Linked DNA regions of Homo sapiens: region 2 is linked to region 1. Evidence: read pairs that join two places in POLR2A ChIA-PET (ENCODE). Cell type or tissue: B cell. All regions are shown on one strand.

Region 1 (2,500 bases):
GCACTCCAGCCTGGGTGACAGAGTAAGACCCTGTCTCTAAAAATAAAAAAGCTCCTTGCTGCTTATGGCTGCTGTGGGGAGCAGTGTCTGTTCAGGCTAGAGTGAGGTGACAGGAAGAGGCTGGGCCAGTGGGAAATACAGAGTTTGAATGGAGACAGGGGTGGCACCTGGGCAGAAGTGGTGACCAAAGGGTGCAGGATGTGCTGGTGACCTGGGATAGAAGAGGAGCCTGGTGATCCCAGGCCTGAGCGATGTGGGGGTGAGGGGGAATTGGGAGGACAAAAGAAGAGCTCAGGAGTGCGGAAGCATCAGAAACTTTCTGGCAGTATCTGTGGTCACTAAGTCAATCAACAAACATTACCCTGAAGTCCTTCAAGCCATAGATTATCATCTCCCCAGCCTGGCGAGGCCCCTTAGCCCCCCAGTAATGGAGATGGGGTGCTGGAGGGAATCCCACCCTTCCACTGACCCTTCCCCTCTGGCCTCTCTGCGTGGTAGGACTCAGTTCTCTTACCTGTTAATTGGGGGTGAGAATCCTTCTCCCACCAGCTGGGAAGAGGGTAGGGAGCAGGGGTCTACTGAACTTTTTTTTTTTTTTTTTTTGAGATGGAGTCTCGCTCTGTTGCCCAGGCTGGAGTGCAGTGGCGTGATCTCGGCTCCCTGCAACCACTGCTTCCCAGGTTTAAGCGATTGTCCTGCCTCAGACTCCCGAGTAGCTGGGATTACAGGTGCACACCATCACACCCAGCTAATTTTTTATATTTTTGGTAGAGGCGGGGTTTCAGCATGTTGGCCAGGCTGGTCTCGAACTCCTGACCTCAAGTGATCCGCCTGCTTTGGCCTCCCAAAGTGCTGGGATTACAGGTGTGAGCCACCACACGGGGGCCTCTATTGAACTTTTCTTCTGGCTTCTGGGAAACCAAAAGGAAGAAGGTCTGGGCCTTGGAACTGGGGGCGCTGAGTCAGTACAGCATCCTGCAAGACCACCTTGAAATACTGTCATCAGTCACCTGCTTCCTCCCCCATAAAATGGGTCACAGGATCCTAACCTCACAGGCTTTGCAGAGGGGTTTAAGAGAAAAGATTAGGAACAAGTCAAGTTCCCTTTCTTGGCACCCCTGCGGGACTTTACTGGGGGGATGAGCTGCAGAGTCACTTCGCCAGACCCCTGAGCCCGCAGGGAGGCCACGGCTTGGCAGAGGAACCCAGGCCGGGAAAGGAGAAGTGAGAGGCAGGTGGGTTGGGTGGGGGTGGGGGTGAGGGCCCGCGGGAGGCGGTGAAGCGGGGAGGGGGCGCTGCTCCCGGCCCCTGCAGCGAATCAGGCCTGCCGCCCCGCCTCACGCAACCCAGGCTGTGGTTTCATCACCTGCTCCCCAAGTACCTCATTATGGGCGACAGGAAGAGCCCCTTGGAAAGCCAGGACCCCTCCTCCCCTCTCCTGGGGGCTCCAGCGGCTCCGACCCCAGCTGCAGGCGACCCTCCCTCCCCAGCCAGAGCCCTGGGCCCGCCTCCTCCCCGGGGGCCTAGGGAGGTGGTACCCAGGTGGGGGGGCATGTAGGTGACCTGGCGGCCTGGCTCAGTTCACAGCGGTCCCTGGAGCCCCGCACCTGCCCTCAGGGACTCAGGGGAGACGGTGGGCTCGGGCAGTGACTCCCCTGTTGCTGAGCTTCTCTGGAACTCAGTTTCCTCCTCCAGAAAGTCAGGGGGCAGCAGGGGCCACCTCGCTGAACTGGGGGGAGGGGCTTCACAGTAAGGTGCTTTACAGATGCGGGGAGGATTTGTGGTCGATGGGTCCTGATGCCTCTCAGAAGGCCTTGGGGTCACCTCTCCATCCTGGGGGAACCCAGCTCAGATTGCGGGCCCCAAAAAGTCCCTGGTGGAGTGCTGAGGGACAGGGGCGGATGGGGTTGGGGGTCACTCCATCCTTGTATGGGCATAATGGGAGGTAGAAATATTCCCCACACACGGAGACCCCCAAACAGAGCCGCAGAAAATCCACAGATGCCCGAAACAACAGATCCCCCAAATACACAAGTATTCCTCCTGCGAAAGTCCCCAAAATACATGCAGTTCACGATACGCCAAACCCCCCAACCCACACAGCTCTCCAAACACACACATCCCCAAAACACATCCTATTCCCTCTGCATAGACAGACCCCAAAAACACTCAGACATACCCAGATGCCCCAACACATGCCAATCCCCCAAATGCACAGACACATACAGATCTCCCTAAACACATGGCCGTCCCGCAAATACACACAGACCCCTTTCCCCTGAACAATGTGGAGACCCCCGCCAGACGCATGCAGACTCTTCCAAACATATGCAGACTCCCCCCAATCCATGCTGGTCCCCCATTACATAGGTAGGGCCCCCCCATCCCTGCAGTGATACCACCCACACTCTAGCTTTCTTCTTTTTTGTTTTTTTTTTTTGTGAGACAGAGTCTCACTTTGTCACCCAGGCTGGAGTGCAGTGGCGTGTTCTCTGCTCCC
Region 2 (2,500 bases), 120 kb before region 1:
GTCTCACTGTGTTGCCGCAGGCTGGTCTCAAACTCCTGTGCTTGAGTGATCCCCCCGCCTTAGCCTCCCAAGTTGCTGAGATTACAGGCACAAGTCATTGCTCAGTTCTTTTTGTTTTTAAACAGATTAGCACTTTAAGAAATTGAGCTATAATTTACATACCATAATATTCACTCATTTGATTTAGTAATTTTTTTTTTTCTTCTGGAGACATGGTCTCCCTCTGTCATCCAGACCGGAGTGCAGTGGCCCAGTCACAGCTCACTGCAGCCTTGAACTCCTGGGCTCAAATGATCCTCCTGCTTCAGCCTCCCGAGTAACTTCAACCACACGCAAATGCCACCACACCTGACTATATTTTTAAATTTTTTTGTAGAGACGGGGCCTTACTATGTTGTCCTTGCTGGTCTCAAACTCCAGACTTGAAACAGTCCTCCCACCTTGGCCTCCTAAAGCACTGGGATCACAGGTGTGAGCCACCATGCCTGGCCTGATGTAGTGATTTTACGTTTTCACAGAGTTGTACAACCATCATCACTATAATTCAAGAACGTTTTCATCACCCAGAAGGAAACCCTATACCCATTAGAAGTTACTCCCCATTCCCTCTCCTCCAGTCCCTGGCAACACCCAGTCTGCTTTTTGTGTCTGTGGATTTGCCTGTTCTGGATATTTCATGTCATTGGAATCGTGCAATATGAGGCTTTTCGTGTCTGGCTTCTTTGACGAGACATCATGTTTTTGAGGTCTATCTCCATTGTAGCATGCTTCAGCACCTCATTCCTTTCTCTGGCTGAGTAATATACCACCATGCGCACAGACCATTTTATCCATTCATCTGTTGGTAGACTCCGTCTCCTTTTCTTTGTTCTTGTGATTTATTTGTTGAAAACTCTGGGTGTTTGTCCTCTAGTTGACATTCTCTTCCCTAGTAGGGATTTTGCAGATCACATCCCCATGGTGTTGGTTAAGGTGTCAGAGCTGTGCTGTGCAATACCATAGTCACTCGTCACACATGGCTATTTACATTAACAAATTAAAATGAAATAAAATTACACACTCAGTTCCTCAGCCACACTGCCACACTTCAGCTGTGTGATAGCCACAGAGGCCAATGGCTTCTGTACTAGGCAGTGCAGATAGAGAACGTTTCATCATAGCAGGAAGTGCCCTGAATGCATGATCAGATTCGGGTTTGAGATTTTGGCACGATGACTTCACAGGTGCATTTTGTTCTTGTTCAGGAGGTAGGTGTTGCTGGTTTCTCTTGATGATGTGAGATCAAGCAGTAGACTGAGTTCCTGTCTACCCCTTGTTGGGCTCCCATCAGTTTTACACCTGATGGTTTTGGATCCTGTGGGATCATTATCTGTTTCTCTCCTGTCACAGCTGATCAGCTGGAATCGGAAGCAGAACTTTTCCTCATCCTCTTTTTATAACCTGGGACTCATTTGTACAAGGGAGGCAGGTTAAGTGCTAGGTTTTTTTTAAAAAAATTGTTACTAATTATTGTAGAGACAGTGTCTCGCTACGTTGGCCAGGCTGGTCTTGAACTCCTGGATTCAAGTGATCCTCCCATCTCAGCCTCCTGAGTAGTAGCTGGGAGTACAAGAGCATGCCACCACTCCCTGCCAAGAGCTGGATTCTTGGCCAGTTTTCAGAAGCCTGAGCTGTATTTGTTTTAGTATTATGAAAGCACAGAGTTTGACTTTTTTTTTTTTTTGCAACATCGTCTGACTGTCAGCCAGGCTGGAGTGCAATGGCATGATCTCGGCTCACTGCAACCTCCGCCTCTGTGCTCAAGTGGTTCTCCTACCTCGGTCTCCCTGATTGCTGGGATTACAGACGTGAGCCACCACACCTGGCCCAGATTTTGATTTTGATATGTACTGGATTTTTTTTTAATGCTCACTTGTCTCATCTGTAGCTACCAGGCATCCCTTAGGGTTTGGAAGCTTCCTTGCTTCCTGGTCTCACAAGACCCCAGCGTTACCTGCCCCATGACCTGCTGGGACTTGGAATCAGCCATTCCTCCAGAAGCCCTGGCTCCTTGTTTTTAAAGATTTTATGTAGAGACAGGGCCTCCCCATGTTGTCCAGGCTAGTGTTGAACTCCTGGCCTCAAGCCATCTTCCTGCCTCAGCCTCCCAAAGTGCTGGGATTACAGGAGTGAGCCACCTAGCCCTGGCCCCAGCTCCTTTTCGTGGGAAATGGTAGAAACCATACATGGTGTTAGAGGTATTCAGTGCTCCTGTGCTGTCATTTCTCCTAGGCATTTTTAGTTGCTATGACTAGAAAATTAGATCTTTGTTTACCTAAGAGAAAACACATGATGGGTTTATATGGATATTCCCATTTCATATATAGGAGTTCTGAGATTTTTTTTCTCAACTTTATCGAGGTATAGGATGTACTTTTTTTTGAGACGGAATCTTGCTCTGTTGCCCAGGCTGGTGTGCAGTGGTGCAATCTCGGCTCACTGCAACCTCTGCCTCCTGGGT

The links. ChIA-PET counts read pairs that join two places held together with the same protein. Peaks named below come from ENCODE experiments on the same cell type or tissue, not always from the same donor. Only the 100,000 strongest peaks of a DNase experiment are listed, where the experiment ranks them.
Region 2: POLR2A ChIA-PET joins it to region 1 with 9 read pairs; 5 of 35 experiments call an interaction of 5 or more read pairs at or near these places.

Annotation. Positions count from the first base shown.
Region 1 is chr19:19,159,384-19,161,883 of GRCh38, forward strand. All of the region lies in intron 5 of BORCS8-MEF2B (BORCS8-MEF2B readthrough), which reads right to left. The region is part of intron 1 of MEF2B (myocyte enhancer factor 2B); the gene reads right to left. Among named protein-coding and RNA genes, the nearest start is that of MEF2B, 9.6 kb to the right of the region's middle. RefSeq lists an enhancer at 1,015-1,990 and a silencer at 1,236-1,565. In B cell, no CTCF peak of the experiment used is centred here; a DNase peak (open chromatin) is centred at 1,278; H3K4me3 peaks cover 1,035 bases; H3K27ac peaks cover 774 bases.
Region 2 is chr19:19,038,946-19,041,445 of GRCh38, forward strand. The region is part of intron 2 of ARMC6 (armadillo repeat containing 6); the gene reads left to right. Among named protein-coding and RNA genes, the nearest start is that of ARMC6, 6.6 kb to the left of the region's middle. In B cell, no CTCF peak of the experiment used is centred here; a DNase peak (open chromatin) is centred at 1,196; H3K27ac peaks cover 2,125 bases.